Regions from separate parts of the Homo sapiens genome. Here region 1 is linked to region 2. Evidence: chromatin loops called from intact Hi-C (ENCODE). Cell type or tissue: endothelial cell of umbilical vein. All regions are shown on one strand. Links, peaks and the distances in the headings refer to the core of each region. The heading gives the core; the rest is flanking DNA. Region 1 has its middle 39 kb from the start of PRB4. Region 2 holds the start of LOC440084 (a long non-coding RNA gene).

Region 1 (16,727 bases), core at 3,620-11,619, 140 kb before region 2:
TATCCATTTGTGAAGGTCCGATTTACTTGGCCACAAATATTTCCTAATGCATCAGTGATGTCACCATCTCTCCACCCAAGCTTCACCATAAACTTGATATTTGTTCTTCCTAAAATTTTAGTGGAATTTTTGTTGCTCTGATAGAAGCTGTTTTCAAACTGCTTTCTCAATCATGTTAGTAACTGAACTAGATCTTGTTCAGACATGTAACAAGTTAGTACAAATGTACTTTTGTACAAAAAATGTTTATATCAATGCAAACTTTTAAAAAATAATATGTATTTTCCAAAAACAGTTTGGATACCCCTTATATTATTGGAAGGCCTCCTCATACAATGAAGTTTGTTGCAGATTTCTCTGCCATCGGCTGGTGATCAGGCAGATTGTTGTTTTCCTCCCCCACTCCTCTAGAATATTAGGGATGTTTGCTAAAGAGGAAATATATTACCAGTTAGAAATTCTTCTTTGGCTATCCAATAATAAAACAGTTGCAGTTTGACTTTATATGCTTTATGGGGGACATAGAGTATTTGCTTGGCCTAGCAGGCATGCTAATGTTATTGGAATGATGGTCATTGGTTTCTACACACTCCATTTGGACAGAGAAACTGGAGATAAATGGTCCTGCCTAGTGACTTACAGTAGACCTTCAAGTAGGAAAGGATGATCAGAGGGAAGGAGCAGACGGGAGTGCTTTGCAGCCTTCCCTCATTGCATAGGTTGCTGTAGAAGTGGTAGTCCTGGTGAAAGAAAGACTCTGCCTTGGCTTGGTGAGTACAGGAAGACAGGAGGCATTGCCTTCAAATATCACTCAGCTCAGGCCCTTTCTCTGACATTTTCCTAGGTCAGCAATGAGTGAAAGAGATTAGTGTATTAGGGAAGAATAAATATCAGCTATGAACTCTTCACATACAAATAAACGGAGGTGACAGAAGAGCCGAAAGAGACTCTATCAGTGAGTGAGGGTGGGTCAAAGAAAGGAGCAGGTCTGCAGCAAGAGCTCAGGCATGTTTCAGTCAGCTGAAGCTCTCAACAATCCACTTGCCTTCTAGTATGGATGCAAACATATATTGTCTCAAACAAGAGTCTTGATTTCTGCGTCTTAAAACTGCTCTCCCCTGACATAATTTGTTATGTCTCTCCTGAAAAAATACCACACATTGTGTAATTTAACAACAGAAATTGATTTTCTCACAGTTCTGGGGACTCACAGCCCATGATCAAGGTGTTAACAGGTTCAGTTCTTCTAAGATGTCTCTTCTTCCCTTTGACTTGGCTATTTTTTTGTTTTGTCTTCACACATGGGTTTCTCTGTACACATGCACCCCTGGTGTCCCTCCATGTGACCAAAAGTTCCTTTCTTATAACAACAGGAGTCTGATTAGATTGGGACCATCTTAATAGCCTAATTTTCATTTAGGTACCTCTATAAAAAGAAATTCTTTCCAAACACAATCATATTCTGAGGTACAGGGATAGGATTTCAACATACAAATTTGGGTAAAAACAATGCAGCCCATGATACCTCCTAATCTTTACTAAAACAATAACATTTTTTACAGAGTTCTCAAGAACATAGGAGTCACTTTTTACTTTTCACTCCACACCAAGCACTGCATATAAGCAAATACAGTGGGCTCCACTATAAAACACATCCCAAGATGACCCTTTCCATAATCTCTAATATAAGGCTCTAGTGGGGGCATGACCCTCTCTCCTGGAGGACTAGAACAGCCCCTAGCTGCCCTTGTAACCTTCCTGCTCCCACCACATTCCATATCACTTCTCCTCACAATAGCCAGTGTGATCTTTTAATAATAAATATTAAATATTACCTTCTTCCTTCATATCCTCTAAGTTTTCCTGATTTTCCTTTTAGTAAGATCTTGTAAAGTTCACACCTAAGTTTCTTCGTACTCACGTGTCATTCTCAAAGACTGGGAAGCTCTATGCATGGAACTGAAAGAAGAATTTTCTTCAACTTTACAATGCGCTGGTTTGTCTAGAACAACTAAAGAGTGGTTTGCCCAGAAGTTGAACATGGACAGAGTTGTGCTGATAGTGAGTGAATTGCATTTAGTCCCTGTGGTCTGAGGGGAGTTCCTCTGTGTGCCCATTTAATCAACTAAGCATTATGATGATACAGTTAACAATTCAACACAATTGTCTCTGAGAAGTGTACTTTGCTTAGGTTTTTCTAAAAATTCTGGCTACCCTATTATGATAGTGGTTCTCATATGCTGACTTACAGTAGAGTCTTCATAAACATAACTTTCACAATTATATTAGCACATTCATATTCTACAAGCCTATTGTAACATGATAGACTATAATAGGAAATATTTACCAAGCATTGACTATGTGCCATATAATCTTCAGAACCATCTTTTCAGGTAGTAATAATTTTTATTACAAGCTTCATTTTATAGATGAGATGATGGAAGCACATGCCAAGATAGTTATAAAGTTAGTAAGTGGTGTAGATGGCGGTAGTCTCCAGAGCCTCAGTTCTTGCCTCCTTTGCTCCACTGCTCTTTGCATTTATGAACATATTTGTTTATTTTCAAGAAAGTGAGAAGAAATTAGATCCAGACAAGAAACTCAGGTACTGGTTTTAGGACCTGCTTGAAGTAAAGCTTTTCTTAAGACATGACCAGGTGAAGTGAAAAAAAAAAACAAACAAAACTATTTTCTTAAAGTTGTTTCTAAATCATAAGCACATTACACAGGCTTCTACATTCCCCTTTTCTTCATCTTTGTGTATTTAGTCATGCACATGATTAATTTCTTCTTCTTCTTTTTTTTTTTTTTTTTTCTGAAGTCTCCCTCTGTCACCCAGGCTGCAGTGCAGTGGCACAGTCTCTGTTCACTGCAACTTCTGCCACCTGGTTTCAAGCGATTCTCTTGCCTCAGCCTCCTAAGTAGCTTGGATTACAGGCACCTGTCACTAGGCCTGGCTCATTTTTTTAGTTTTAGCAGAGACAGGTTTCACCATCTTGGCCTAGCTGATCTTGAACTCCTGACCTCGTGATACACCCGCCTTAGCCTCCCAAAGTGCTGGGATTACAGGCATGAGCCACCACCCCCAGCCACTTTCTTCTTTTTTATAAATGAAAAAATCACTGGCAATCAGGATCATGAAGTGCTTTTTATGCATGCTTACACACACTTTTCTCAGGAGACATTGGCTAAACTGTGGATACCATTTAAAGTGACCAACATTTTTATTCATATCTCACAAGAAATCCAAACAAAAAGAATTCCTCACCCTGTATATGCCAGGAAAAAAACAAAAAATCAATGTACCGAGTCACCTGGAAAAATCAAATTTATGTGTAGCAAATTTTATTGTATTAGAAAGCCTTTCTGTAATGCATTGGGACTGTAAAATGTTCATGGAAAAAGTATGTTATATTTAAAAAAGAATAGATTCCAATTTTTGCACCAAAATAAACTCATATTGACATGCTCTAACATGTCTGAACAGGAGCTACTTGAGTCATCAAGAAAAATAAGAGCAAGTTCAAAAGTTCCCCTATGAGAGCATCATGAATTCTTCTAAAATTAAAAAGAGTATAAACGTGAACTTCATGGTGAAGCTTGGGTACAAGAAGGTGAAATCAATGATGCTTTCTGAAACACTGGTAGGGATAATGGCCCTAAAAATTGGCAGTTCACAAGTAGGTAACTCATTTCAAGAAGGGATAAGACAAGGTTGAACCTAAAGCCCATAGACACAGAGGATTCATATCAAATTGCATGGATAAAATTGGTACAAGATGAATTTTTGTACCAATAATTCTCGGTACAAACAAGAGCCAACACTACAAAATTCTCAATTGGTTCCCCTTACCTGATTCGAATTGAGTAATTAATGTTGAGTAAATTTTTCACTCAATGGATGCCAAAACTATAGCAAAAATATAAGCTACAGACAGGAGCAGACCTTTCCATGAAATTTTAAATAAGGGGGATGAAGATCTTGAAGCATTTCTTCAAGGAATTCTAACAGGAGATGCAACCTGTCTTTACCAGTACAATCCTGAAAACAAATACGTCAAAGCAATAGCTATCAAGAGGTGGAAAGTCCAGTCAAGGCAAAAGTGGATAAGAAAAGTGCAAAGGTCATGTCATGGCAAGAGTTTATTGGGAAGCACGAGGCATTTTGCTGGTTGACTTTCTGGAGGGCAAAAGAATGACAATATCTGCTTATTCTGAGAATAGGGTCAGAAAGCCCAAGCTTTAGTAGAGAAATGCCTGGGGAAGCTTCAGCAGAGTCCTTCACCACAACAGTGCTCCTGCTCATTTCTCTCATCAAACAGGGCCATTGTGTGAGAGTTCTGATGGAAAATCATTAATGATTCACATTACAATCCTAATTTGGTTCCCTTGGTTTTCTTTTCATTTCATGATGTCATAATGTCTGTAAAGGGCATCCAGTATTCTTCAGTTAATAATGTAAAAAAGACATACAAATACCGGCCATGCTGACAAAAACGTATGAAGATTGGTCAATAAATATTCTCAATATTCTCCCTTTATGTTGCTCATTAATGATTGGGATTGGGAAATGGTTGAAACCTGAGTATCAGGTGTTAGAATTAAAACACACTTCACAAATGAGACTTTAATTTTGACTCTCTTCCACAGATAACAAGAGATAGAAAGATCAAAGATCCCCCAAAGCTGTTACAGTTCATTGGGGAAATGTATAATTCTGATGTTTATTCAGCTGAGCCTTGAGCAGTGTCTGCACTACTTGAATTTGAAAGCAAATGTGTCTTGCTTACTTGCATGAAGACACTTAGTCCATATCTCCTTTATTACTTCTTTTCCCCTACTCCGATCTCAATTCTGTTAAGCATTCAGGCTGGGCCTGAGATCTCACTGACCCAAGGAGGACCAAAGGTCCTATACACTCATCCCAACATATTGCAAGATATCAAGTAGGGTAAGGACTCAAATTGCTTATAACTGCTCAAACCACCACTGTACTTGGTTCTTTGAGAGTGGGGAAGGCATACCGAGAGCCACAGGATGTAGCCACAGGAGCATGTGAGAAGAAAGAAAGGAAGAGAAACCAAATCTGTGTCCTCTCTAGACACTGGGAGATGCACTTTAAAGAACGGTGAATCTGGGAAAAAGCTAAGGAAGAAAAGCCTTTTTGGTAGCTCTAGTCATTCTTTTTTTTCTTTTTCTTTTTAAATACTGGGACTTGCTCTATAGCTTAAGCTAGAGTGCAGTGGCACAATCCTGGCTCACTGCAGCCTCAATCTCCTGGGCTCAAGTAATCCTTCCATCTAACCATCCTAAGTCGCTAGGACTACAGGCACACCCACTGAGATACGATAAATTGGTAATTTTTTGTAAAGACAGAGGGTCTTACTATGTTGCCCAAGCTGATCTGGGATTCTTGGCATCAAGAAGTTCTCACACCTCAGCCTTCAAAAGTAGTGGAATTAGAGGCATGAGCCACCATGCCAGGCTAGTAGATATTCTTTTTACCTAAGCCTCATTGTCCTGCACTCCGTCAATCCCCAATCAGAAGACAGCAGAGCCACCTGACTACTGTGATAGCTTCTAATAAGCAGGTGTCAACCTCTGGTGTTCCTGTAGGAAGAAAAGAAAAAAGAAGTACCTGACCAACTGATGTGGTTTGAGTCAACAGTACACAAAAGAAAAAAGACAGAAAGACTTTGTAAATTGGGCTCTTGGGACACATTCGCACAGTTTTTTGTAGTTTTTACATTTGAATGTATGGTATGATATTAAATATTTATAACATTACCTCATTAGAGACAGAGAGAAACCTCCAGGCACAAGCTCCAAGTAGAAAAATGTTAGTGGGACAAACCCTTCTGGCATTTGAACCACCCAGTGGATTACAATGTAGCACTAGTGTCTCTTCCCTCCAATGTCCAAAGCTTGCCTTTTTGAAACTTTTCTGTATTGCAAACAGAGGAAATGCATATGTGCAAGACAAAATAGAAAATCACCCAATATACTTTAAAAAACCAGAAACAATTGAACAATTATTAAGGAATGAAACAATCAAGAGACAACAACTTCGAAGCAAATTGGATATTGAAATGATGAGACTTTAAAGCAGCTGTTATAGCCATCCTTTAAGAGGTCAATGTGTACACTCTCAAAATAAAAGAAAAAACTTCTCAGCAGAGAAAAATAAAGCATATAAGATAAAATAGAAATTTTAGAACTGTGATATATAATGTATAAATTTTTTAAAATTCATTATGTGTGATCAACAGCAGAAAGAAAATGATGGAGGACATAGCGTTCTTGAGTTTGCATTAATAGGAATTATATACTCTGAACAACACAGGATTAAATAGTCAAAAAAAATTTTGTTTGTGTCACAAATAAGAAAGGCTGTAACAAATGATGTGATAATCATGCAGTCTGAGTTTCAGAAAAAGAGAAAAACGAGGATGGTATTGAAAAAGGACTCAAAGAGAAAGGCTGAACCCCCCAAACTTGCAATGGGCATAAACCTGCAGATGCAAGAAATTGAGCAAATCCCAACCAAAATATATCCAAGGAAATCTATGCCCAGCAACATTGTAGTCAAATTTCTGAAAATTAAAACAAAGAAAATGTTTTAAAGGCAGATAGAAAGAAATAATACCATGCGTATAGGAAAAACACAATGTGAATATCTGTGGCGTTACTACCAGAAAGCAGAAAACAACAGAAGAATGTAGCTCAAATATTTGAAGTGCTGAAAGAAAAAAATTGCCAACCAGAGGTTTATGTCCAATAAAACTATCCTTCAATAAGGAGAAAGAAATCCAGTCATTCTCAGAAGAATGAAAAGAAAAATCCTAACAGAATTTGTTTCCAACAAACCAATTTTTTTAAAATGGCTCAAGCAAGTACTCTAAACAGAAAAAAAGTATAGAAGAGGAATTTCTGGAACAGCAAGAATGAAGCAAAAAAAGAAAAGAAAAAAAGCAACAGAAAATGGGGAAAAAGTAAGTAAACACAAAACATTTTCCTTTTTTTCTCAAATTTTCTGCAGGAGTTTCAAATTGCTCAACTGGCTATTGCTAATATTAAGGAGGAAAGAGATCTAGGGAATGAGGCAAAAAATAACATTCTTCTCTGGTGCCCCTAGAAATAAACTCAGCCTTGACACATGGATTTAACCAAGTGAGACCCGATTCAGAATCCTGAGCTACAAAACTGAAAGACAATAATGTCATGTTGAAGCAAAAATTATAAAACGTACTGTTTTTGCTAAATGCACGTAGAGATATATTTAAGATGATTATATTACAAACAGAGGTCGGTAAATAACAGGGATATAAAGTTTTCATATTTCGCCCCCGGAGGGTAAAAAGAGCACACCACTAGACTGTGACAAACTATGTATGTGTAATGTAATACCCAGAGCAACCACTAAAAATGCTGTATACAGAATGACACTCAAAAACATTGCAGATCAACGTAAATGGAATCAAAAAACCTTTTCAAGGAATCCACAGAAGATAGAAAGAAAGAAAACAATCAAAATGAGTATAAATATAAAGTAAACAAAATGGCTGTAAATTATTAACAATTACATGAAATGAAAATGGTTATTGAAAGTAAATTTCTGCCATTTCAGTTTGTGACTTACACTATTGTATATATATATACTTCAAGTACAAATATTAGCATTACAACTAATTTTACATAAACTCATTCATATTCTCATGCGAACATCTGGAAGATGCCTGGGCAATTCTCTCCACCTGCCCTGAATCAAACCAGTTCCAGGGGAGAAAGATGTCCGTCCCATCTGTGCTATGAAGATTAATGGCCTCCCAGAGACACACCCTTCCTAGTTCCCAGAATCAGTGTATATGTTAACTTACATGACAAAGGGGTACTAAGTTTGCTAATCAATTGACCTGAATATAGAGAGACTTTATGGGATCATCCAAGTACAAGCAATGTAATCACAACATACTTAAATGTTGAATGGGGAGGCAGAAGAGTCAGTGCCAGGGTGATGTGATGTGACGTGACGTGACGTGACGTGACGTGACGTGACGTGACGTGGCGTGATGTGTCATGATGTGATGTGATGTGATGGGAGGCTTATCTGGCTACTGCTGGCATTGAAGATGGAAGAGGGCCAAGGAATGTGGGCAAGTAAATGGGTTCTGCCCTGGAGACTCCAGCATGAAACAGCCTTTCCACATGGATTTAAGCCAGTGAGACCCATTTCTGACTTCTGAGCTACAAATCCACTCACTTTGCGGTAATGTATTATTTATTGCAGCAATAGGAAAGCTAATATACTTTCCAAACATTCATTTCATACTTTTTTGTGGCCGCTCTAATGTGTTTGTGCCACTTTATAAAATATTAGAGAGGAATGAAATTATCATGGCTATTAACACAGGGCAATTAAGCAACATCTTTCCTCATAAAGTAAAAACCACTCTCAAAATTTCATTCCAATGAATAATTGTTGAGCCCATATTCAATGGAGAACAGCTAATAATTGTCCTTCCCTCATCCTTAAACAATTTCCTCCCCTCAGCCAGGATCTATGCCTCCTTTGGAAATATCCTATGCTTCTCTAGATTTCTAAAATTATTCCATCTTCTGTAATTTAGTGGTGAACTTGTGCTATAGCTCAGAACCTTCTTAGAAAATAGGAGATACCAGGTGGACACTCATGGCTAATAAAAAAATATTGCTTCATTTTCTAAGTTAACAACTTAACAACAACAACAGGGAGAAAAGAGATTGCCTTTAACTTCCATGTTAGATTTTATAGCTGACTGCATCTCAGAATATTGTCATAATAAGCAGTTATTGTCATTCTTTGGCCCTCCAGAAAGTCAACAAGCAAAACACCGAGAGATTTAAAAATAAATTTTGCCCTGACGTTTGCCCTTTGCCCATCCACTCTTGCTTTAACTTCCACCTCTCCGTAGCCATTACTTTGATTGTGTTTGGTTGCAGATTGTACAGATCAAGCCATGTTTCAATTCCTGTTACAATTCTTTGAACAAATTCTTCAGGATCTTGATACCATTTTTTTGAATTTTCAAGAAACTTCAGTTCTTGTTTGTAGCTGATCTTGGTGCAAGAGTTTTGACATCCATCGGGTGGAAATGTATCCTCTACTTTCATTATCCAGTTAGAATCATGTCAGCTGAACCAATGGAGAAGTCTGCAGTGTTGGCTATTGTTTGTACTGTTAATCACTAATCCTCTTATATTATGGTATCAACAAGATGAATTTTTTCTTTGCAAATTAATATGAGTGGTCAGCCGCTGTAGGCTTTATGTTCAAAATCATATCATCCCTGCTTAAAGTGAGTTATCTATCTGTGAGCTTCTGATTTTCTTGGCCATTGGCCTCTTAAACTTTTTGAAAAGCATCAATTATTTCACCATTCTTCTACCCAGGCTTCACCATAAATTAGATGTTTGCAGTCACTATAGTTTGATCAGAGTACATGTTGCTGTCATAGAGGCTCTTTTCAAAATACTGTCTTAGACTTCTTGATGCTGCGAGGTAGATCCTGTTCACACATGTTGTGACAATACCGTCTGAGTTCATTTTGGTTCGAAAAATTTTGGAATCCATGCAGAGCTTTTTAAATGCAATATGCATTTTTCATGATCTTTTTAGGACCCAATGTATTACAGAAAGATTTCCTAATACAATAAAGTTCGCTATAGATATCTTTGTGATTTCCAGGTGACTAGGCAGAACAAAAGCATCTATAACGTGTGCATAAGAAAAATTTGGAGGTGGGGGGATGGGGAAATAATCACATACATACGTTTCAAGAACTTTTCCAATAAAAATGGCAGACAAATAATATGATAGGAAAGAAGCACTAACAGTCTTAGGAAGACTTCTATAGAAATGGGTGATGTTTCAGCAGGCTTTTGCTGATTGAAATAATCCCATAGAGCATAGATGTAAGAATCAGGAGACAAACGGGTCACATGCAGAGGCAAAATCCCTGACCACGCAATGTGGTTCAGAATAAAGTGGGAAGTTAAGATATAGGGGTAGGAAGGCTTCACCTATGATAATAGGAGGGAAGCCAGAGACCTGGGTTTCAACTGAACATGGGTTGCTCAACTTAGTGGTGGTTATGGTGAGATCATTCTGTTCTGATTTTTCTGACTTCTTACTGAATTATCTGAGACTATCAGTGGGCAGAGAGGCAGTTTCTAATATTGAACCTTCCTTGCTTGAGAAGCAGACATGCCAGTCTCTGCAAGGTTTTTGGTATGTATGTTATCTCATTAGTCTCCATACTCTAAGGTAGTTGTTATGATTATGCTCATTTTAGATGAGGAAATTGAAGCCCTGAGAAGCCAAGTAGCCTTTTAAGAATCCAGAGATATTAAGAAAAAGAATTAGGTCTTAATTAAAACCTGAGAGTGTCCAAATTCTTTGCTCCTTAAAATCGTGCTGCCTCCTTCATGAAATCCATTCAAGTTCCATTAAAGAATGGTGAGTAACACAGGAAGGGAGAGAAGTGATCACTGTTAAAATAGGGTCAATGAGATAGACAGGGTTCTGGGGATAAGAAGCATAGAGCCATATTCATTCCCTTGAAACCAAACTCAGTTTCTTAGAAATTATAAGGATTTCATTCAGCTTCTGTGACTTTGTTGCATTTGTTGTGTTTTTTGTCCTTAAGATCACTGGAATATCAGTAAACAATCTGAAAATAATTTTAAAATTTCAATTTATGCTATAGAAGTCAGGGAAGGGCCAGGCATGGTGGCTCACACCTATAAACCCAGCAATTTCAGAGGCCGAGGCAAGCAGACCACCAGAGGTCAGGGGATGGAGACCAGCCTGGCCAACATGGGGAAACCTCATTTCTACTAAAAATACAAAAATTAGCCAAGCATGATGGTGAGCACCTATGATCTCAGATACTTGGAAGGCTGAGGCAGGAGAATAGCTTGAACCCAGGAGATGCAGGGGGCAGTGAGCCGAGATCCTGCCACTGCACTCCAGCCTGGGTGATAGACCAAGACTCCATCTTGGGTGGGGGGGGAAATAGAAGTCAGGGAAGTAGAGAAACAGTAAAATATTTTTTCATGGCACCTGGGTAAATTAGGATTAAGGAGGAGAGAAGTTTCCTGGAGCATCAAGGAGGAGGGTTCCTACATGTTCTTATACAGTCTTCTTGGTCCTCAGATCCCACATTCACAAATATTGAGAAACAGACACCACAATCAGAAATTGCAAGCTGATTATTTTATTGGTATATTGAAGTTAGAGCTATGATGACCTTTTTCCAATGTCATGGAATTTGAATCATTTGAATCACTCTCATCTTCTTATTCACTTCCTGAAACAAACAAAGAAGGAAGTTCATAGACCAGACTTGACATGGCAGGAAATGTCGAATTCCTCACTGGTCTTACTGCACTACAGTACATGAGAGCCCATCCTCTCTCCCCCATCCCTTCTACCTCCTGTGTTTCCTCCCTAATTTTTTGTGTGTTCACTCTTTGGATGCCCTTGCACAAAATGTGCTCCAAATTGTTCCTTACGTGATGAAGACAGAAGATCATTCTTAGCTTATTATTACTTGCTGCTGAATTTGTTCACAGATATATTTACACAGATGGGAACTGGAACATATTTTATAACAGTGAGAAGCTGAAACCACCCTCAGTGTCCAGTGACACAGATTGGTTAAAGAAATCACGGTGCAGCCACATAATGGAGTAGTATAAAATGGTAAAAACAAACAGATAACCACTGAAGAGATCTACTTAGCTTCATAGACGTATGTGGAAATTTTCAAAGAAATGTATTTTTTAAATGACTAACATATGTACCTGAATATAAATTATGGTATTAGTTCTGGGGGAAAAATATTCTAGTAGTCTATGTACACATAAATATTTCAAACAGAAGATGCCATAAAGTTAACAGTGGCAGTTTTCTGAAGGAGGGGAGGCAGGTAGGATGAGTCATGCCTTTAAATTTAGATTCATATTTTTCCATTGCATTAGATATTTTTTGTTAGCTTAATCATGTACTTATTGAACAGTAAGAATTTGAAAAATGAGACACCATTTAGCTGCTGAAAGTTCAGGGACCACTTGGCAGGAATACTGGACTCAAGAGGCTGGTGTGAGGCAGGACTGAGCAAACAGTGCTCAGGTGAAAACTTTAAATGGGAGGTCTCTCAGTTTGTGCACAGAAAACAGAGCGCCAGAGAGAACATGGTACTACTTCCTTGTTGCCAACACAACTTAAGACAGATTATTTGGAATTTTGTTTCTCAACATCAGAATTCCTTAAAGAGTTTGTTACAAATATAGGATCTTGTTACCCATTTCCAGAATATGTCAATACAAATCTTTAGAAATGGGATCTGGGACTATACAATGCCAATGGGCTTTTAGCTGATTCATTGGCACAATAAAGCTGGAGAGCTGTAGCAATTAGAGCACTTGGTGAAGAATAAACTGGAATCATACCTGTCATTGAATCCTAGATGACTGGGGAGGCTGTCACTGGGGAGGTCTGGAAGGTCTGCCCCCTTGAGGAGGGCGTGGTGGTCCCTGGGGCTGTCCAGCAGGAGGTGCCTGAGGCTGCTGGGGATTGCCTCCTGCTGGAGGTGGGGGACCTTGAGGATTGTTGCCTTCTTGTTGGGGTGGTCCTTGTGGCTTTCCTGGAGGAGATCGGGCACTTTGGGACTTGCTGCCTCCTTGTGCGGGTGGTCCTTGTGGCTTTCCTGGAGGTGGGGGACCTTGAGGTTTGTTGCCTCCTTGTGGGGGTGGTCCTTGTGGCTTTCCTGGAGGAGGTGGGGGACCTTGGGGCTGGTTGCCTCCTTGTGGGGGTGGTCCTTGTGGCTTTCCTGGAGGAGATTGGGAACTTCGGGACTTGTCTCCTTGTGGGGGTGGTCCTTGTGGCTTTCCTGGAGGTGGGGGACCCTGAGGTTTCTTGCCTCCTTGTGGGGGTGGTCCTTGTGGCTTTCCTGGAGGAGGTGGGGGACCTTGGGGTTGGTTACCTCCTTGTGGGGGTGGTCCTTGTGGCTTTCCTGGAGGAGATCAGGGACTTCGGGACTTGTCTCCTTGTGGGGGTGGTCCTTGTGGCTTTCCTGGAGGTGGGGGACCTTGAGGTCTGTTGCCTCCTTGTGGGGGTGGTCCTTGTGGCTTTCCTGGAGGAGGTGGGGGACCTTGGGGCTGGTTACCTCCTTGTGGGGGTGGTCCTTGTGGTTTTCCTGGAGGAGATCGGGGACTTCGGGACTTGTCCCCTTGTGGGGGTGGTCCTTGTGGCTTTCCTGGAGGTGGGGGACCTTGAGGTTTGTTGCCTCCTTGTGGGGGTGGTCCTTGTGGCTTTCCTGGAGGAGGTGGGGGGCCCTGGGGCTTGTTGCCTCCTTGTGGGGATGGTCCTTGTGGATTTCCTGGAGGACAAAGAGAGAAGAGAAAGACAGAGTAAAAGCCCACACAAGATTCACTGAATAGTTGCAGTAAATTTTTATCAGCTTGGGTAACAAGCTGAGTGGGGAAATACACAAAAATGGAACAAAGACATTAATTTATTTGCATTTTCAGTGAAGACATAGAACTCTGGAGTGGAAAGCTGGGGAAGAACAAAGCAGTTGAGGGCCTCTCAGTATAAAGAGGAGACAGAATGAGGATGCTGCCCATTTCTGTCATCTCCCAGCAGGCATTCCTGGCCGGGGGGATGAGGCAACACACTCCTGTTGTCATCTAAGCCAAGCATCTCTGCCATTCAATTTGGTGGCCTGCTCATGATGCCCAGAATCAAGGTTGCACGAAGAGTGCCTATATTGTTAGGGGCACTAACATTAATCAACTCCTGAAAGGAAAGTTTTGATAAGAAGACACTGGAGAACTGATCCACTCATAAGCAGAAAAAGACAGTCAAAACAGATTGAGAACGAATCAGGCTTTACCTGCTATTAGGGAGGGAGATTCTTCCTGGCTGACATCTAGAAGAGAAGCACAGGATGATGGGAAAAGTTACATCTTGAACCTTTCAAGACTCACAAGTGTTCTACAGGGAAAAGGGTCTTCTCATGACACCCCATGCATCCCCTAAGTTAACTAGTCAGCCACCATCTGTGAAGCTGCTGGAAGGGGAGGAAGGTGTAAGGGGAGACAGGGTTGTTATGACAGAGCAACAGCCATGAACTCAACATAGAAGAGCCCCTTTTTTCCCTCCCTAGCATCCCTCAAGACTTAATGCTAATTTAGTTCACACATGCCAGGTACTTCAATGTGATACTTTGGTGTTCTTATGCCCTCCATTTCCTATAAATACATTGCTTATGTACACATGCTTTCTCAATTGGGGTAACCAGAAGTAATCACTTCAATACAATCTTACCCATACCACTCCCAGCACATTGAAATACTGCGTGTAAGGGAGAGAAAAATGACAATGATTGGCTCTGATATTTCTGTATCTCTAGTTAAACAGAGACAAGTGTTCCATCCAATTCTCTGTCTCTGCAGTATCTCTGATACTGTGTGTGTTTATCGCCATCATCGATGCTGATGCACTGTACAGCAAGGCCACCATCATCCCTGTGTACTTACTGAGATCAGTTTAGGATCTTCACAGCTGGACTTCCATGAATCTGCCTTGCATTCTCTACTGCATCCTTCACAGCACAGTTCTATCTATAAATGCAAATCTTACCTTCTCATTCCCCTGGAACAAATTCTTTATTGGATTTCATTGTACATTAAATAAATTAGAAACCCTTAGTGTGGAATGAGGGTACAACAGGTCTCCTGATCCTAGGCATGAAAACTCTGCAGCCCCATCTGTGTTTTCATTCTCCTCTCCTCCCCGTAATTACCATTATCACCTCCTAAGCCCCAAGCAGAGTCACCACATCTTTTCCCTCTTCTGTTTTACCTTCATTTAAGTTCTGAGCTGAGCTCAGGGCCAGCAAGGCCACTGACAGCAGAATCAACAGCATCTTGCAGGAGGCTCTGGAGTCACTCCCAACTCTGTGCTGGGAGGAACGTGGCAACTCCCTTTATAAAGAGGAGAAGAACAATGGCACCTTTGAGCTCCACACTGGGTGGGCCTCACCACCTCAGAGACTGGCTTCTGCTTTGCTCACTGCAGGTCAGGTGTATCCCTTATTTTTCTTTGAGACTCTAGCCCAGAGAGATGAGTTGGATAGGATATGTTGTTAGTGTCTTATTTCCAAAAGGTACAACTATGACTTGAACAATGGTTTTGAAGGAACTGTGTCCAAGCCATCAGCACTGTGTCATCACTGAACTTTAGATATCATTAGAGTTTCAATCTTTTAGGTAAGACTATCATCCACTTTCCACTGTGCTATTTATTTCTGTTTATGTGTGTGTGAGCAGCGATGCTACAGCCAGCAGTGAAAATGGTCAATATCTCTGCATCTTTTTATGCCCTATTTCCATCTCTTGTGATGTGTGTGTACAGATATTTTCATATTTAGCTCAATTTTTGATGTGATAGAGATGGTTTCTGCTATCTATGAGATGTGTGAGGACAGCACACTTCTGTGCACACATAGATGACAGAAAGCTGCCCCGCAGCCTGCTCAGGATAGGGCTATTGTTCAAGTTTCTGTGGATCTCACTCAGCTGAGGCAAGGCTTGGTCCTGTACAACACAGGAAGTCTAAAATTTTGTATTCTAAAGTATTTTTAGGGGTTATTAATGCAAAGTAGACACAGAAACCACCAGGAAATTTCTAGACCTGAGAAAACTGAATACATAGTTCTTTGAGGGAGCCATGCAATGTCAGGTCGCTAAAATTTCCTTCATGCTCTTCCCTTTCTCTAGAATATTCTATAAAATTCACCCACTGCTTCATTTCTTTTAGGAATTGTATCAAATTCTTACCACTGTTAATTAAGTGGCCACAATTCTACATTCAAATGAGATAATCAGATACCGCCATCAAACCCTCAGTTGCATTGTATTGGTTTTCTTTGTTTAGTCAGTATTTGTGTTACCTGTTTTCTCAGATTCTTCTTCCACAAGGAGTATTTTTTCTACAATATTCTGATATGCATTCCTCCCCACGTTCTTTCTAGTACTTCTTTGTTCATATTTTATTTTCTGAGTCAAGCTCATTATGTGTATTTTTTATTATGTAGCTGGCTTTTCCCCATGAATTTAGTGAGATTTACTTTATTTAATCTTCTACAGAATAAGATATAGTACTCCTAACCTCTTTTTTTCATTCCTGTCTGTGTAATTTCACAATAAATGTTGTGTTTCCAAAAAGCCCTCTCAGAGTCCTGCACTGTTAGCACTTCTTTTAGCTGCTGGTTCTTCTCTTATATCTGGTAAATCCCTGCTCATCAGTTCGTGGAATATACAGGTTAGTCAGTATCAACAGCTGCCATTTACCACTTAGACCTTCCATGTGTCTTGTGTAATTCTTCACATTTTGTGCATGGCTGGTGGTAATCTGAGGACAGCTTGGTGGGAGGTATGATGGGGGTAGAGAGGGTATGTGACAGTAAATTCTAAAGACAGGCCTCTTGGCCATTGGGGATGAGTGGATCCTGTGCTGTGCACATGAGGGTCTGGTCTGGCCCTTCTGAAGAGTTGCGGATATTAGTACAGGGAGACTTCCTAATACAAAAGGCTTTGCTATGGATAATTTTGCCCTTGCAAGGGAACCAGACAGATTGGTATTTTCCCTGGCATAAATACAGATGTACTTCAAAGGGGAA
Region 2 (16,727 bases), core at 4,077-12,076:
AATATGCAGTGTTTGGTCTTTTGTTCTTGTGATAGTTTACTGAGAATGATGATTTCCAATTTCAACCATGTCCCTACAAAGGACATGAACTCATCATTTTTTATGGCTGCATAGTATTCCATGGTGTATATGTGCCACATTTTTTTAATCCAGTCTATCCTTGTTGGACATTTGGGTTGGTTCCAAGTCTTTGCTATTGTGAATAGTGCCGCAATAAACATACGTGTGCATGTGTCTTTATAGCAGCATGATTTATAGTCTTTTGGGTATATACCCAGTAATGGGATGGCTGGGTCAAATGGTATTTCTAGTTCTAGATCCCTGAGGAATCACCACACTGACTTCCACAATGGTTGAACTAGTTTACAGTCCCACCAACAGTGTAAAAGTGTTCCTATTTCTCCATATCCTCTCCAGCACCTGTTGTTTCCTGACTTTTTAATGATTACCATTCTAACTGGTGTGAGATGGTAGCTCATTGTGGTTTTGATTTGCATTTCTCTGATGGTCAGTGATAGTGAGCATTTTTTCATGTGTTTTTTGGCTGCATAAATGTCTTCTTTTGAGAAGTGTCTGTTCATGTCCTTCGCCCACTTTTTGATGGGGTTGTTTGTTTCTTTCTTATAAATTTGTTTGAGTTCATTGTAGATTCTGGATATTAGCCCTTTGTCAGATGAGTAGGTTGTGAAAATTGTCTCCCATTTTGTAGGTTGCCTGTTCACTCTGATGGTAGTTTCTTTTGCTGTGCAGAAGCTCTTTAGTTTAATGAGATCCCATTTGTCAATTTTGGCTTTTGTTGCCATTGCTTTTGGTGTTTTAGACATGAAGTCCTTGCCCATGCCTATGTCCTGAATGGTAATGCCTAGGTTTTCTTCTAGTTTTTTTATGGTTTTAGGTCTAACATTTAAGTCTTCAATGCATCTTGAATTAATTTTTGTATAAGGTGTAAAGAAGGGATCCAGTTTCAGCTTTCTACATATGGCTAGCCAGTTTTCCCAGCACCATTTATTAAATAGGGAATCCTTTCCCCATTGCTTGTTTTTGTCAGGTTTGTCAAAGATCAGATAGTTGTAGATATGCAATTTAAATTCTTATAACAATCACATGAGAGTTTGCAGTTCTCTACATTCTCACCAATATTTGGTATGCCCTCCATGTTAAATTTTTACCAGTTTTGTGGGTGTGTCAGTGTAATTCATGGTAGTTTTAGTTTGCATTGCTTATCTTACCTAGGAACCTCATAAGTTAAGAGAGGCTATCAGTTACTTCCATTTTTTGAAAATCCTATGACATAGAAAAAAAAAGCTATGCCAAAAATACAAAGATGTCAACTAGTATGTGCTGTTTATCAGATAATTGCAATTTAAAAATAATAATCTGCAAAATACTATAAGCAGTGTGAGCCTCCAGGACTGGAATGCAATTTTAAACTCTTGTGTTGGACATCTTCAATCCCGTTAGCACAGACCTGGAATTATATGGATAAATCTCATTTGGAGATAACATCAAGTCTCAGATAACATTAAAAGGTCCCCTTCTCTTGGAGCACCTTTTCAAACAGAAGGCCTGAGATGAATGCTCATGGTGACTCCATCCACTACTCCTCGATTCACCACAATCCTGTCCCCTTCTCCACCACCCCCACTCTGCTCTCCCCACTCTTGCACTTGAGAAAGCCATCCTTAATGCCTGCTAGCCCTATTGGTTTCATCCTAATTTGCCTACCAATAAAATACTTTAAAATTGTGAAAGCTGCCGATGCTAAGATGGAGTCACTTACGTCAGACCCAAAGCAAAGCGGAGCCAGAGGGTCATGAGGAAGGGGCTCTCACGCTTGTATGTTTGAGATCAGAACTATTACAAAGGTGCTCTGAAGGTCTTTATGCATGTGTGCCTATGACAAGCACTATTACAAGAACTCTCTGCCAGCACACACACAAAAAAAATCCGGATTAAGTTGCTTCTATGAAGGCACCTTCCCAGCCACAGTCAGGGTTACTGATGTGTAATCACCAGCTCCTGCAGTGAGCCTCTATGGCTGATGGATTTTGTTTCAGAACAACTTACATAAAAGTTTTCTTTTTGCCTGTAACAGCTTCTTCTTGCCCAGCCTCTCTAGATATGCCCATGATTCAACATAGCCTGCGTGCCCTGGATTATAATCCTTCTGCTCATTCCCCCCAAAATTCACTTATTTGTAGAGGCTCTCTCTCTCTCTGTTATTTTTTTTTAGATTGACAAAATAAACAATGAGGGAAAACTTCAAAAATAATTTATGAAAGAAGAGTCTTCCAGATGTGTCAAGAGAAGGTGAAAGGACCTATTCTCCTACTTTGCTTTGGAGAGTATGTGTTTATTCACCAAGCACTGATTGATTAAGCACTACCATGTTCAAGGAAGTGTGCTAGGCACTATAGAGGAAATAAAGAAGAATAAAACCAAGAACCTGCCTTTCCTGAAGCTCATCTGCTGGTTGGGGGTCGAGGCATAAAAACAACCTACAAGAAGTCAGTTGGATGGTTAAGAGTTTTGTCACTCTTGGAAGATTCTCCAGGCAATCACTATTTCAGCCAGCACAGGTGTTGCTCTTTCTTCATATAAAAAAGATCAAGGATCCGAACTTATCTGAAAAGCTAAAGAGGTACCAAGTGTCCCCATTAGAATGGTGGGCTTTTCAGCAATTGTTGCATACGGATTACATGAGTTGAAGAGCAAGGGAAATACTAAAATGTCCATTCATGATCCACATGTGTGTAGCAGCCCAAGGCTTTGTTGTGGGAGCAGTGGCTCTTGTTGTGGGCTATTCCATGTTTCAGGAATTCTGGTTGAAACCTAAACCTTAGAAGAAGAGATGCCATCTTCATCTTATTGGATAAGTTCCCTTTAGTTACTCATTATTGAGCTTACATGTTTGTTGAAAATAAATCATTTGAATGGGCTTAGATGATTTTTAAAAAAATTATAACGCAATGTGATCAATTGCAGAGGGAATGAAGAGATTACAGGAGATGATCACTGAGTTAGAACTTGAAGTATGAGAAACAGTTTACCTAGAGGTAAGGAAGTATGTTTCCTATACAATTAGTAGCCTATATAAATAGTCACAGCATGGAGGATGTGCATGGTAGGCTGAGAGGACATATACAAGTGCTATGTGGACAGTCCGAAGGTATGCTTTGGAGATACAGAAAAGGGCAAAGAGTAAATGTAAAACTGGGGCAGATTCTGAAGGCATTAAGTGTCATGCCACACACAAACTATTAACAATAAATTATCAACCTTTTAAAAGAGAAGACCAAAATGATCATATTTGCATTTTACAAAGATAAATATTGTGACAGAGCAAATGTTCATTTGGGAAGAGGAGAAGAGGAGAAGACTACTCAATCTAGTTATTAAAATGAGAGCATTCACAGAGGAACACAGAGGTGAGAAGGGTGTGTTGTCAGCTGATTGTCCCTGGGTCTCTTTCAGCACCATCTTCTACTTTCCCGAATCACCTGCACAGTTCATGGCTGCTCTAGAGCTACCAACCCAATGGGTCTAGAAGCAGTCAACTGTTTCCTGGGGCAATAGATAGACCCTTGTGGGGGCCAGGCATAGCGCCTTACACCTGTAATCCCAGTGCTTTGGGAGGCCAAGAAAGGAGGATCGTTTGAGGCCAGGAGTTCCAGACCAGCCTGGGCAATATAGTGAGACACCCATCTCTACAAAGAAGTTTTAAAAAATAGATCCTTGAAAAAACCTGGGGCTGAACCTGTTTGGCATATTCCACATAAACTTTTTCTTTTTTCTTTTTTTTTTTTTTGAGACAGGGTCTTGCTCTGTTGCCCAGGTTGGAGTATAGTGGTTCAATCATGGTTCACTGCAATCTCAAACTCCTGGGCTCAATCGATCCTCCCACCTCAGCTTCCTGAGTAGCTGGGATTACAGGCATGCTCCATCATGCCTGACTAATTTTTGTATATTTAGTAGAGACAGGGTTTTGCCATGTTGCCCAGGCTAGTCTTGAACTTCTGGGTTCAAGAGATCCTCCCACCTCAGCCTCCCAAAATGCTGGGATTACAGTCGTGAGCCACAACGTCCAGCCAGAAGCTTCGAACTATAATATGTTGCTGTATCTAATCCACTTCTTAGATGAAGAAATTTAGCCCCAGAGAAGTTTAGTAACTCACCCAAGGTCAAACAACTTATCACTGGCTGAGTCAGGACTCAAATCTATCCCAAGACCGGAGGTTTCATGTTTCATGCAACAAAATGAAAACACAATAAGAACAAAACAAACCAAGAACCAAAACTCAGACTCTCTGTTTCTTGGGTCAGTTGTTTTTCTATGACTGAGTCACATCCAAGTGTGGATATTTTTAGGAAAAGCTCTAATAATTTCAGAGCTCTTACAATAGACTAGGCAGAGCAGCAAGCTCTGAAACACCCTAAATAAACATAGTTACTCCTCTGGGTGTTTTACTAAACTGGACAGTTCGGCCAGGGCTCTCCTTTGTACTTTCTGCATCACATGAGAAGAGGTTGAAGAATCTGTAGGAGTGCCTTAGTGTAGGCACAAAGCTAATCATGGTGGGGGAAACAAGCTCTTTAAGCAGCAATAGCAAAAAGCAGTGGGTCAGGTGGTTTTTTAGAGAGGCTGACATGAAAGGAAATTCAACAGAAGATAAGTGCACTTTCTGAGTTACTACTTTAGATGAAATACATGTAACCTGTCTGATGCAGAGTTAGGTAGGTAGCTAATGTGGGGTGTGATATAAGATAACCCAGACCCAAACCACATACCTACCATACCTCCAAAGCTGTCATTTACCGCCATAAGAAACAGTATTTGGGAGTGGTAAGTCATCGTCTCTAGAAACTCTTGCCTCTCCCTTCTATTCCTATTAAAGTGACTTAATAGGTGATGCATTATTTCATTCATTAATATCCTCCGTTGTGCTGCTTGGTAATACGTGCTATGGCAGCATGAGGGTTTAGGAGAAATGACTACAAAACAAATGTGGTTTACAGATGTTTTATTACAGACTCTCTTTTAATCCCCCAATCAGTTCTTTTATATAGATAATATTTTCCCCACTTAGGATGAGAAAACTGAGGCTCAGAGAGGTTAAGGGGATAGGCCCACGTTACATAGCCGGACAGAAGCAGAGCTGGGATTTTCCCTGTTGTTGTTGTTGCCTGTTGCTAGACACGGCCTTGCTCTGTCACCCAGGCTGGAATACAGTGGTGTGATCTTGGCTCACTGCAACTCATGCGACCCTCCCCGCTCAGCTTTCTGTGTAGCTGGGACTACAGGTACCCACCACCACACCCAGCTAATTTTTGTGTTTTTTGTAGAGATGAGGTTTCACCATGTTCTTGGGCTCAAGCCATTCACCCACCTCAGCTTTCCAAAGCACTGGGCTTACAGGCATAAGCCACCACTCCTAGCCTAGAGCTGGGATTTTAATCCATGCCTTCTGAAGGCAAATACTTATTCTTTTCATCACATCTGTTTGGTATATCAGCAGAAATCATTAAGACAAATGGGACTCACCACTGAAAAAAGGTACAAATATAACACATAAGAAAGTGTGGTATAAATAACAGATCCAAATTTAAAATATATATATTTAGAAAACCTTTATATCAACCAGCTTTCTAGATATTACTGAATATACTATGCTTGTGGATTTAAAATGTATCTAGGAAATACAAGCCCACGTCCTCACAGGTGCCTCCTAGGAAAAACCGGCAGGTTTGTGTTTGTTTTGTTTTTAATGATCTAAAAGAATTCAGCAGATAAATGTTTCCCCATATACCTGAAAAACCCACTCATCCTCTTAAGGCAGGTCACAAAACTGAAGAATTTTTAAACAAAGCAGAAATTTTAATCCAAATCTTTCTCCTATTCTGTTGGTGATAAACCGACTAAAAACAAAAGAACAAAACCACTGTTCTTTAAAGTTTAAACTTTCATCTGCACTCATTCTTTTTTTTTTTTTTTTAGACAGAGTCTCGCTCTGTCACCCAGGCTGGAGTGCAGTGGCGTGATCTCGGCTCACTGCAACCTCCACCTCTCAGGTTCAAGCGATTCTCGTAACTCAGCCTCCCGAGTAGCTGGATTACAGGCGCTCACCACTACGCCAAGCTAATTTTTTGTATTTTTAATAGAAAAGGGGTTTCTATTAAAAATGTTGACCAGGCTGGTCTCGAACTCCTGACCTTGTGATTCACCCACCTCGGCCTCCCAAAGTGCTGGGATTACAGGCAAGAGCCGCCGCGCCCAGCCTGCACTCATTCTTTAGAAGAATAATGCCCAAGACCACAGCCTGCAATGTGCACACAGTCACCTGGGCATCTTGTGAAAATGCGGATTCTGATTCTACGGGACTGAGGTGGGGCCTGAGACCCTGCATTTTAAACCAACCCCACACTCTGAGTAGCAAAGCCCTAAAATACTTTTGTTTGTTTAGGTTGACATATATTGTCAAATGCCGGCTTCTCTCAAACACCAGTGAAAGAACCTTTTCATAAGGCAAAGTTGAGTTTATTGCTCACCGCCATAGGGAGATGGCTACTGTGAACTGCTGGTCCCCAACCTTTTTTGGCACCAGGGACAGCTTCCATGGGACAATTTTTCTCCGGATGGGGTGGTCAGGTGGGGATAGTTTGGGGATGAAACTGTTCCACTTCAGATCATCAGACATTAGATTCTCATAAGGAGCACACAACCTAGATCCCTCACATGCACAGTTCACAATAGGGTTCGCACTGCTATGAGAATCTAAAGCTGCTGCTGATCTGACAGGAGGCGGAGTTCAGTCAGTAATGCTCACTTGCCTGCTTCCCACCTCCCGCTATGCAGCCTGGTTCCTAACAGGATACCTTTAGGTAAAGTTATTGCAGGGGTAGGAGACCCCTGCGGTAAACCAAAAATAGAATTTGAAGGCCCCTGGCAACGATCTGAATGGACTAACTCTTTGGCCAGGGCATGTAAAATTTAACCTGAAAGACTGGCTCAGGCCGTGACGGGAAGTGAGGGTTGGACATGCCTCATTAACATTAACACAGACCTTAAGTCTGATAAGAAATACTTACAATCTATTTTTCTTTAAAGCCTGCTACCTGGAGGCTTCATCTTCATGATAAAACCGTGGTCTCTACAACCCCTCCTGGTAACCCAGACATTCCTTTCGTAACTCTTTCAACCAATTCCCAATCAGAATATGTTTAAACCTACCTATGACCCGGAAGCTCCTCTTCTCTCCTCACCCTTCGAATTGTCCCACCCTTCCAGACCGAACCATGTAAATCTTCCGCATATTGATTGATGTCTCATTCTCCTAAAATTTATAAAAGCAAGCTGTACCCCAACCACCTTGGACACATGCTGTCAGGACCTCCTGAGGCACGTCCTTAACCTTGGCAAAAAAAAAAACTTTCTAAGTTGACTGAGACCTGTCTCAGATATTTTGGGTTCACACTATCTAGATTCTTAGTAGTGTCTCAAAGCCAGGTGCCAAAGTTGGGATATTTATAACATTGAAGGTGGGTCTTTCAAGGTGGGGGCATGAGGTTGATCAGAATTTGGTAAAGATCGTGATGTGGTAATTAAGGATCAGTAAATGCCATGGATTTTGAAGAGTCCTGAGGAGTAAAAGGTTGTTCAGCGCTATCAGCGGGAAAGTTGAACAGTCTGGTTTTCTCAAGGGTTGTTTTCTGGGGAATTTCCTGAAACAAAAAACAGTTACTTGCAATTTTTATCTTTCTGGACGAGAGTTTCCTGGAATAGCTGACTTTTGTTGAAGACAGTGAATAGTACAGTCATTGACAGTAAGCTGTCTGGGTGTCCATGCTTTCCGGTTTTAATACAAATCTGCACTCACATAAAATAGTGATTGCGCATCCGTTGTGACGTGGCGCTTTGGTGTCAGACAGCACCACCTGCTGGCTCATGAGGGTTAAAAACGTTTAGAACTGCAAAAGTTACTTTTAACAGCAGGGCTCTGCTGCCACCTATCGGTTTATTTTTAAACTTTTCAAATGTTTTTCTTTTATTTAATACAGGTCTACTATACTAAGCACCAATCATTCAAAAAAAAACAGGTGCTATAAGTAGAAATGTAGCGCAATATTGTGGAGGCGGACATGAAGGCAGGTGAGGTCCTGGTGAGGTGGTAGAAAGATGATTAAGGACAGGATACAGTGTACAGCCCAAAGGACAGAGTTGTCTATCTACTACGGATGACCAGTGTGGGGGCAGTTAGGGAAGCTTTACAGAGGTAAGGAACCCTAAGGTGTCTCTTGAATAAGAATTGACAAGTAGATATGAGAAGGAGGAGTTAGGAATTCCAGGCAGAAATACAGGCAATGTGAAGATATTGTGCTAGCTGGGTGATTTAGCGTGGCTGAACCACGAGGTGTAGCAACAGGTCCCAAGAGAGACATAGGAGGCCAGATCATGGAAGGCTTCATATGCCTGACTAAGGAGGTTATCCTGGAGGCAATGACTGGGGAATCACTGATGAGTATTAAGCAGGGAAAATACAGGATTAAATCAGTTTACAAACACCACTTCAGCAGAAGCATAGAGAATAGATTGGAAGAAAGTGAAATCGAAATTTGGTACATCAGTTTGGAGTCTTTTTTGTTACAAGTCATATAAACCTATTCTGCTCACTTAAATAAAAAGAGAAATTTATTGGAGATGTATCAAAAATGCGCCAAGTTATCAAGATGCTGGAAGATCAGACTAGGAAATGGGCAGGAGCATAGCTAGTTTGGAGTACGCACAGCAGCCGTCTCATGAATCTGACAGGCTTCTGCTGCAATAGGTCATCGCTGCCACCACTGCCCTGAATTAGTCCTAATCACCCCAGTGGGATCCCAGCTTGGCAGCTTTAGGCCATTTGCCCTTGCCTTGGTAGCCAGGTAGCAGAGTAAGGAATAATGAGCTGCTATGACTTCATAAAATGAGCATTAGTTAGGGTATCTGTCTGGCCACAGTAACAAAGACCAAAATTAACAATGACGCAAACCGAAGTGTATTTCTTCCTCCTACGAAGGCCCAAGTTGGTTTGGCAGCTCTTTGTGAAGCTATTGCTGGCCCAGCCTGCCTCTGCCTTTTCACTCTGCAATACTTCACGGGTTCCGTTGCACAGCCCAAGATGGCTCCTCCGATTCCCACCATCACTTTTCCATTCCAGCTAGCAGGAGCAAGGGGGAAAAATAAGATGGCATGTTCCTTTCTTTTAAGAGCACAACCTGGATGTGGCATATCTCTCTTCTAGTCACATGCCATTGTCCAGAACTTCATGACATAGCCACACCTAGCTACAAGAAAAACTAACAAAGTCAGGATCCTGTGTGGCCATGTGGGCAATTAAAATCCTACTACTAGGAAGAAGGGAAATGGGTATTGGAGGAACAACTAGAGGATCCCCAAAATAGGAAGTAAGAGGCTAGATTCTGGAATGGTCAAAAAATAAAAGATAAACGTCCAGTACAGGTGGTAGACTCTGTGTAAGAGATCAGAGGGATCAGAAATAAGGCAGGGAACAGGAGGATGGGAGCAAATGTTTTGAAATAATATGAAGAACTTAGATTCTTCAGGATTTGGAGCCTGATTTTATATAGGTGATAAGAGAAAAGGAGAGAAAGTTGAATCTCAATTTTCTGACCTTGGTGACGGAATAGATCTTTGTGCCATCCCCAAATAAGAAATATAATGGGAAGCATACATGTTTCAGAAAGGTCTACCTACCATTCCACTGGAGATGCCCAGTAGGTGGCCAAATATATCGTTTTTGACACAAGACAGATGGATTTGGTAATTGTCAGCATACTGGTGGTAGCTGAAGGTGTGGAAGATGATTACTTCACCAGGGAAGAACATGAAGCTTGAGACTAAAACAGGACTGAGGATGGAGGATTAAATTAATTTGTGAGCATACAATCAGAGTTAACCAAACCTGTTAACCAACCCCAGAGCTACAAGGAAAGCTATCAGAGCATAGTGCCAGTGATAACAGCTAGGTGAGCCACCTTCCAGTGTATCCCTGCCTTTTAACTCATCTTTTGTAAGCTAAAACATTGAAAAAGATACTCACCAGAAAGAAATACAAAATTTTCTTTAGATGCTGCCTAGAATGAGTACCTCAGCAGTGGAAATTATCACTGACATGATACAATTCAAGGAGTCAAAAAGGAGGCTGCTTTGGGCCATTCCTTCCCCACTGAAGTGACAAACCATTATTAACAGGAAATTTCTTTGTGTTAAGCATCTTTCACTGGAGGCTCATTCCCACAGAGGACTAACCCATTAAACTTCAAATATCTTGGGTAGTTTTTTTTCCAAATCATTTTTCTATCTGAAAGGAGAGGAAGAGGGAGCTCTGAAGAAGGGTTGAAGGCTACAAATAAAGGCTATCCTGTAGAATTTACTGCTTTACAATCTCTGGTTTATTACAGCTACTTCCATCTAGTAGTACTCTCTGTAGAACCTGAAAAACATAGATACAGTGGTCATTACAACAAAGTAGAACAATTTTGCTTCATAAATGTTTAGTCAATAATAGATGGGATCCTCATGCCCTTCACCATCAAGAAGTTTGCTCAACAGGTCAGTCTTTTTCTGTGAAAATAAAATAAACTGTTTTTATTTTTTAATCCCAGTATCCATCCTTAGATCGTCTCATTTTTTTCTCCTTGTTTTTCTTTTTTCAGCATGTAAAGTTACAGCTTGACCTTAGTGAAGCACTATGGACAGACATGAATAATTTTTAATAATATGAAGAATAATTACTGGGACAGTCAAAGTACCTGCTAATTATTTTTCATATGGCTAAAAATTATTCAGAATATTACTGGGACAGTCAAGTTACCTGCTAAAGTTCTGGGAGAATACAGAACTTCTGTGCTCTCTTCCCCTTTATTCATCACTTTTGAGTTATAATTTATATACAGTAACATTTATGTTTTTTAAGCCAGTCAAATTCAGCAGTGGGAGGACAGTAACTTTATCTTTTTGAAGTGTACACCTTGATGAATTTTGACAATTGTATATAGTCATTTACGCACCATCACCATCAACATATAGGAAATGTTTCACACCCCAAAGGGTTCCCCTGTCTTTAATCCCCACCTCTGACTCCCAACTCCTGTCTCCTGTTCTCTGATTTCTATGTTTACAGTTTTACTTTTTTCAGAATATTACACGAGTGAAGTCATATACTATGTAGTCTTTCATGTCTGATTTCTTTCATTTAATGAAATGCTCTTGAGATTTATCCATGCTGGCATGGGGATCTACAGTCTGTTCCTTTTGTTGTTGAGTAATATGCCACCATGTGGGTATGCCAAAATTTGTTTTTCCTTTCATCAGGTGATGGACATTTGGGTTGTTCCCAGTTTGTGGCTCTTATGGATGAATCAACTATAAACATTTACATACAGGCCTTAGTGTAGACATATATTTTCATTCCTCTTGGGAGTGGAACTGATGGGTCGTATGGGCACTTTATATTTAACTTTTTAGGTAACTAACAAACCGTTTTCCAAAACGGTGCTACTATTTTGAATTCTTACCAGAAATCCATGAGAGATCCATTTCCTTCACCTTCTCACCATCACTTGGTATTGTCTGTCTTTTTAACTTTAGTCATTCTCATGAGTGTTTTATGGTATCTCACTGTGGATTTAAGTTTCATTTCCTCAGTGAATAATAATGTTGAGTATTTTTTCATGCACTTATACACCACCCTTATTTAGGTGTCTGTTCAAATCTTTTCACCACTTTTTTTCTGAATTATTTGTCTTATTATTAAGTAGTAAGAGTGCTTTATATATTCTGGATACTAGCCCTTTGTTAGCAAGTGTCATAAACATTTTCTCCCAGTCTGTGGCTTATCTTCTCATTTTAAAAAATTTATTTTATTTGCTTACTTACTATTTTAGAGATGTATGCTGCCCAGGCTAGAGTGCAGTGACTACTCAGAGGCATGCAATCATTGTACACTACAATCATCAAACTCCTGGGCTCAAGCAATCCTTCCACCTCAGCATCTCAAGTAGCTGGGACTACTACAGGGGCATGCCACTGCACCCAGCTTTTATTTTCTTAATAGTGTTGTTCAAAAAACAAGTTTTTTAGATAAGCAGAAAGTGCGTGTGGAAAAAATAGAAGTTTTAAATTTTGGTGAAGTCCAATTTCTCATTTTTTTGTGGTTCATGCTTTTTGTATCCTATTTAGTGAATTAAAGAAGATATTAAATTCTGTGTTTTTAAATAAAATAAAGCTATAGTAATCAAGTTAATATAATATTGACATAAAGAGAGACATATAGATCAATGCAACAGAATAGAGAGTCAGTCCATTTGATCTTTGTTGTTACTGGGTTCATAATCCCAAAAGATACAACTCAAAATGCCACAATCTCAAATCCCGAAAGGTCAAATTCCTAAAATAAATCATAAAAAATTCTTTAAAAGACATTCATTTACATGTTTTAAAGAGGATTTATTTGAGAAACATAAAAACACAACAGACCATAGGCCACTTTACACAATAAAATGGACAATAATAACATACATATTTTCATAAACATAAACACTCAGGTATGCTAAAGACAGTCACATGGGTATAACAATTATGAATCATATTCACAAAGAAATAGGTCAAAAAGCCACATGGAGGGAAACGACACACACTGGGGCCTACTGGGGGGTGTCGGTGGGGAGGGAGAGCATCAGGAAGCATAGCTAATGGATGCTGGACTTAATACCTAGGTGATGGGTTGATCTGTGCAGCAAACCACCATGGCACACATTTACCTATGTAACAAACCTGCACACCCTGCTCATGAACACCTGAACTTAAAATAAAAGTTGAAGGAAAAAAAGGAAATAGGTCAAAAAGTGAAATGTATAAACGCATATCACTATGGTTAGTAAATGTGTGCACCCAGCTTTCTTAGTTCATCTGAAATACCGTGAAGAGCATCCTAAGTCTTTTGATGAGATCGATCAAAAATTGTGATGGGACAAGTTGGTCCCAGCTCTCAGAGACAGATCAATTCACCTTCTGTATTTGTTATCTCTGGGCTCCTGGGCTCCTGGCCCACGGCATGGTGTCTCCCACCACCAAGGGCAGATCTTCCCCACATAGTCCTCTCAGACTCATACATAATCTCCTGTGGAAACGTCCTCGCAGACACACCCAAAATAATGCTTTACCAGGTTTTTAGTTATTCCTTAATCTGGTTAAGTTTACATCTAAAATTAAGTCCACAAATTCACCTCTTGTTAACATGACACTTACTTGCATCTCCTTACACCATATTTAATTTCCAAATAAAGACCACAACAAGGTGCTAGTTCCACCAAACATGATGCAACTAACATGATACAACTACCTTTTATGCAACCAAAAATGCGCTAATCCCATCGCCAGAATTCAGCTTTCAGTATCTCAACATTTGGGGTTTCAACATTTGGGATTACAGCATTCGGAATTGTGTCTTTTGGGATTATAATTGGCATCATTATTACCACACCTAGAAAATTAATTGCTTAGTATCATTAAGTATTTCATGTTTCTATTTCTCTGATCTTAAAACGCTTTTTCCATTTGTTTGTTTGAATTGTTTTGCAGATATGATTCAGACCCTGTGATGAATTGAAATGTCTCCTAAGCCTCATTTTATCTATAAATTCCTCCTTTTGTCTATTTTTTCTTGCTTTTAAAAATCTTAATTGAAATAGCTGGGTTGTTTTTTCTATAGAATTTCCCCCACAGTCTGGATTTTGCTGAGCTACATGCCTTTAATGCCATTTAACACATTCTTCTGTTTTGTCTATTTCCTATACATTGGTAGTTACACCCTGAGGCTTGATCGGGCTCAGGGCCAATTTTTGCTCTGCAAGACTACATCATAGGTGTCAGCGGTTCTTCAGGAGGCATTTAATGTCTGTTTTCCTCTCCATTTGGACGCGGTCAGTCATTGAGAACCATTATCTGGCTCCGTAAGTGTGCATTCTGAGGCCAGTCCCTTCACTGTGCTTACTCACCAGACCAGTCACACACTAATAAGCAGCTACTGTAAAGGTGGGTGTCGGAGGGTAGAAATAGATAACATATAATTTGACCCGGAAGTAATAGGCAATCCACGGGGGAGCAAACTACAAACTACATTGGGAGACATAAAAACTATTATGGTCCACGCAAGTGGTGAAATTGAAGGCTCTAAAGGTAATATGACATCACAAAGGAGGGGGATAATCAGCATTCTTCAGCCCCTGGCCACCTGTCAGCATAAGAAAGCCTTTGACATGATTTCATGTTCACAATGTTTTTTCAAATAAATCAATAGAATAATGAGGCATCACATGACCCAGTGAAACATCTCAGCTTCATACATATAGTTTAAAAACAATGTAGCTTAGCAGCTGGACATGAAGAAAATATATTAACATTTCAATAGACGGAAAACTTGATATCACCAATAGTAAATGTCCTCTTACCGCCCAAATGTCTCTCCCACCCAATAATTAATGTGATCCTAGACTATATTAGCAGAATTATCAAATCTAGACTCTAAAAGATAATGATTCAATTCTATTCTACACCAGTCAAGACATTCCATGAGAACTACAAGAGGAAAATATCAAATACCATCACATTTACTTCTATACCCATATCTATATCTGTCTACGTGCTACCACAAACTATGGACACTCCTGGCATTGTATTTTTAAGTTGATGATTATACAGAATGTTTAAAAACCCCTGGGCTACACCATGAAGCAGATTTGATCAGTGGAAGCCATTTGAGCTGGTTTCATGTCCTTTTGCCATTTTCCCATAATTTTATTTGTTTGGCTCCTTTTTTTTTTCAGTACAAACATACATACACACACCAATTACATTTACATCTACACCTTTATCTGTATCTGTCTACCTACATACTAAAAACCATAAATCTACTGATACCTTCAATCCCAATCTAGTACCACAGATCACAGGGATCATTCCAGTTTCTTCTCTTTCTATACTTGCAATTTCCTTCTCAGATAGTGAAAAACCTGGCTTCCAATAACCTTAAATATATTTACCTATTTGATCAATCCCAGTGTATGTAACTTATCTCCCATCTTCCCTGCCACTCCCTCCCTGCTCTGACTCTGATTCCCATTGCAAGCCACTCTCCCATAAGATGCCTTCCTTAACTGGCTTGGGCTCTGACACTCCGCATCAGGACACACTCCTTCCTCACATTAACACTGTCTTCACCCAGTGCAGGTTCTGACACCCATACCAGGCTATGTTAGCTCTGTACCACCTCCCATACCAAAGATGGTTTAGGATTGAATTGTTCAGGAAGGGATGGGAAAGGAGAGAAAGTGAGAAAAAATAAAAGAAATCAGAAGAAAAACTAGACTTTTGGTAGAGAAGAAAAATAGATGAGGGTAGATTAGAGACACCAGTTAGGAATCTAGGAATCTTGCATTCCAAGTAAAGGGTAATGATAGTTTTATAGGACTGTGGCAGTGAGGTAGAAGTGAATCAAGTTGAGAAACGTTTAGGAAGTAAAATGGATGGAACTTGATGATAGATTCAATATAATGCATGAGAGAAAGGGAGAGAGTCATGTTGAGGATGACTCAACGGTTTCCAGCTTCATAGCTTTATGGATAATGATACCGTTGCTGAGCAAAGGAACACTGGAAAAGAACCATATTCTACATATCCACCAATTTCATTATTTCGTACATAGCATTAATATATCTCCCTTGTATTATAGTTATTTATAGGCATATAGGTTTCTGATATCAAGGCTTTTCAGAGGTTTGCAAAGTAAGGCCCACGGGTCAAATTAAGACCTGTTTGGCCCATAGCTAAGAATTGTCTTTACATTTTTAAGGTTGTTAAAAGAAAAAAAACAAAGATAAATATGTGACATAGACTGTATGTGGTCAGCAAAGTCTAAAATGTCTGCTCCCTGACTCTTTATTTAAAAAGTCTGGGGATCCCTGCTTTCTATGGTTCATTTTGTTTTATTAGATAATGAACACATGCTAATAAAGTTGAATTTAATACTTAAAAACAAGATATCTTCCAAGGAATTTAAAATTGTAAAATTAATACATAGGAAGCATAAGTTTCATGTGTATAGCATATAGAAAAATGCATAATTTTGAAGTTCAGAAAATGAAAAAAATTTGTTCTTAGTCAACAAAAATTCATAAAGAAAAAGAGTTTGTAAAAATGTGAAGGTTCACCTTGGATGAACACGTTGGAAGTAATTCAAGCATTATTGAATTTTTGTATTGAGATGAATGTGTTTTTAATCTTTCAAAATTATATATTATGGATGATAAATTATTTTCTCCTAAACACCAAGTTTTATTGCTTATAGTTTCTCAGTTTCACCTTTACTTTTTTAATGATAACTAGAATATCATTAACACAGAATGTTAATGAGTGAACCATGGCTCAACAGTTTAGTCAATGTGAAGCCAAATTCCAATGCCTCATTTATGATTGCACTTGTATAGAACCCAATAATTTTTTGATGTAAAACTATTGCTTCACCTTATCTACAGACCCCCACCACAGTCCACTTTGTGCCATGTTCTGTAGCTTGTACCTAGAATTAAGGTTTGGATATTTTTGCTGCTGGCTGCCTTTGGTAATTAATTTTATTTCGTCTAGTTTTCTTAAGAGGCAAGGTTACAGGAAT

Evidence for each region. Peaks named below come from ENCODE experiments on the same cell type or tissue, not always from the same donor. Only the 100,000 strongest peaks of a DNase experiment are listed, where the experiment ranks them.
Region 1: it touches region 2 in a loop (3-fold over the local background); 1 of 110 quality-filtered maps calls a loop at or near these places.

What each region holds. Positions count from the first base shown.
Region 1 is chr12:11,340,582-11,357,308 of GRCh38, forward strand. It overlaps the pseudogene PRB1. Among named protein-coding and RNA genes, the nearest start is that of PRB4, 39 kb to the left of the region's middle. In endothelial cell of umbilical vein, for the core only: no CTCF peak of the experiment used is centred there; no DNase peak of the experiment used is centred there; H3K27ac peaks cover 419 bases.
Region 2 is chr12:11,478,821-11,495,547 of GRCh38, forward strand. LOC440084 (a long non-coding RNA gene) reads right to left here and starts at 7,858. Exons shown (of 5, transcript NR_148969.1): 1 at 7,744-7,858; 2 at 7,229-7,331. It also overlaps the pseudogene HIGD1AP8. In endothelial cell of umbilical vein, for the core only: a CTCF peak has its summit at 7,939 (motif pointing left); DNase peaks (open chromatin) are centred at 4,401 and 7,951; H3K27ac peaks cover 1,220 bases; H3K27me3 peaks cover 449 bases.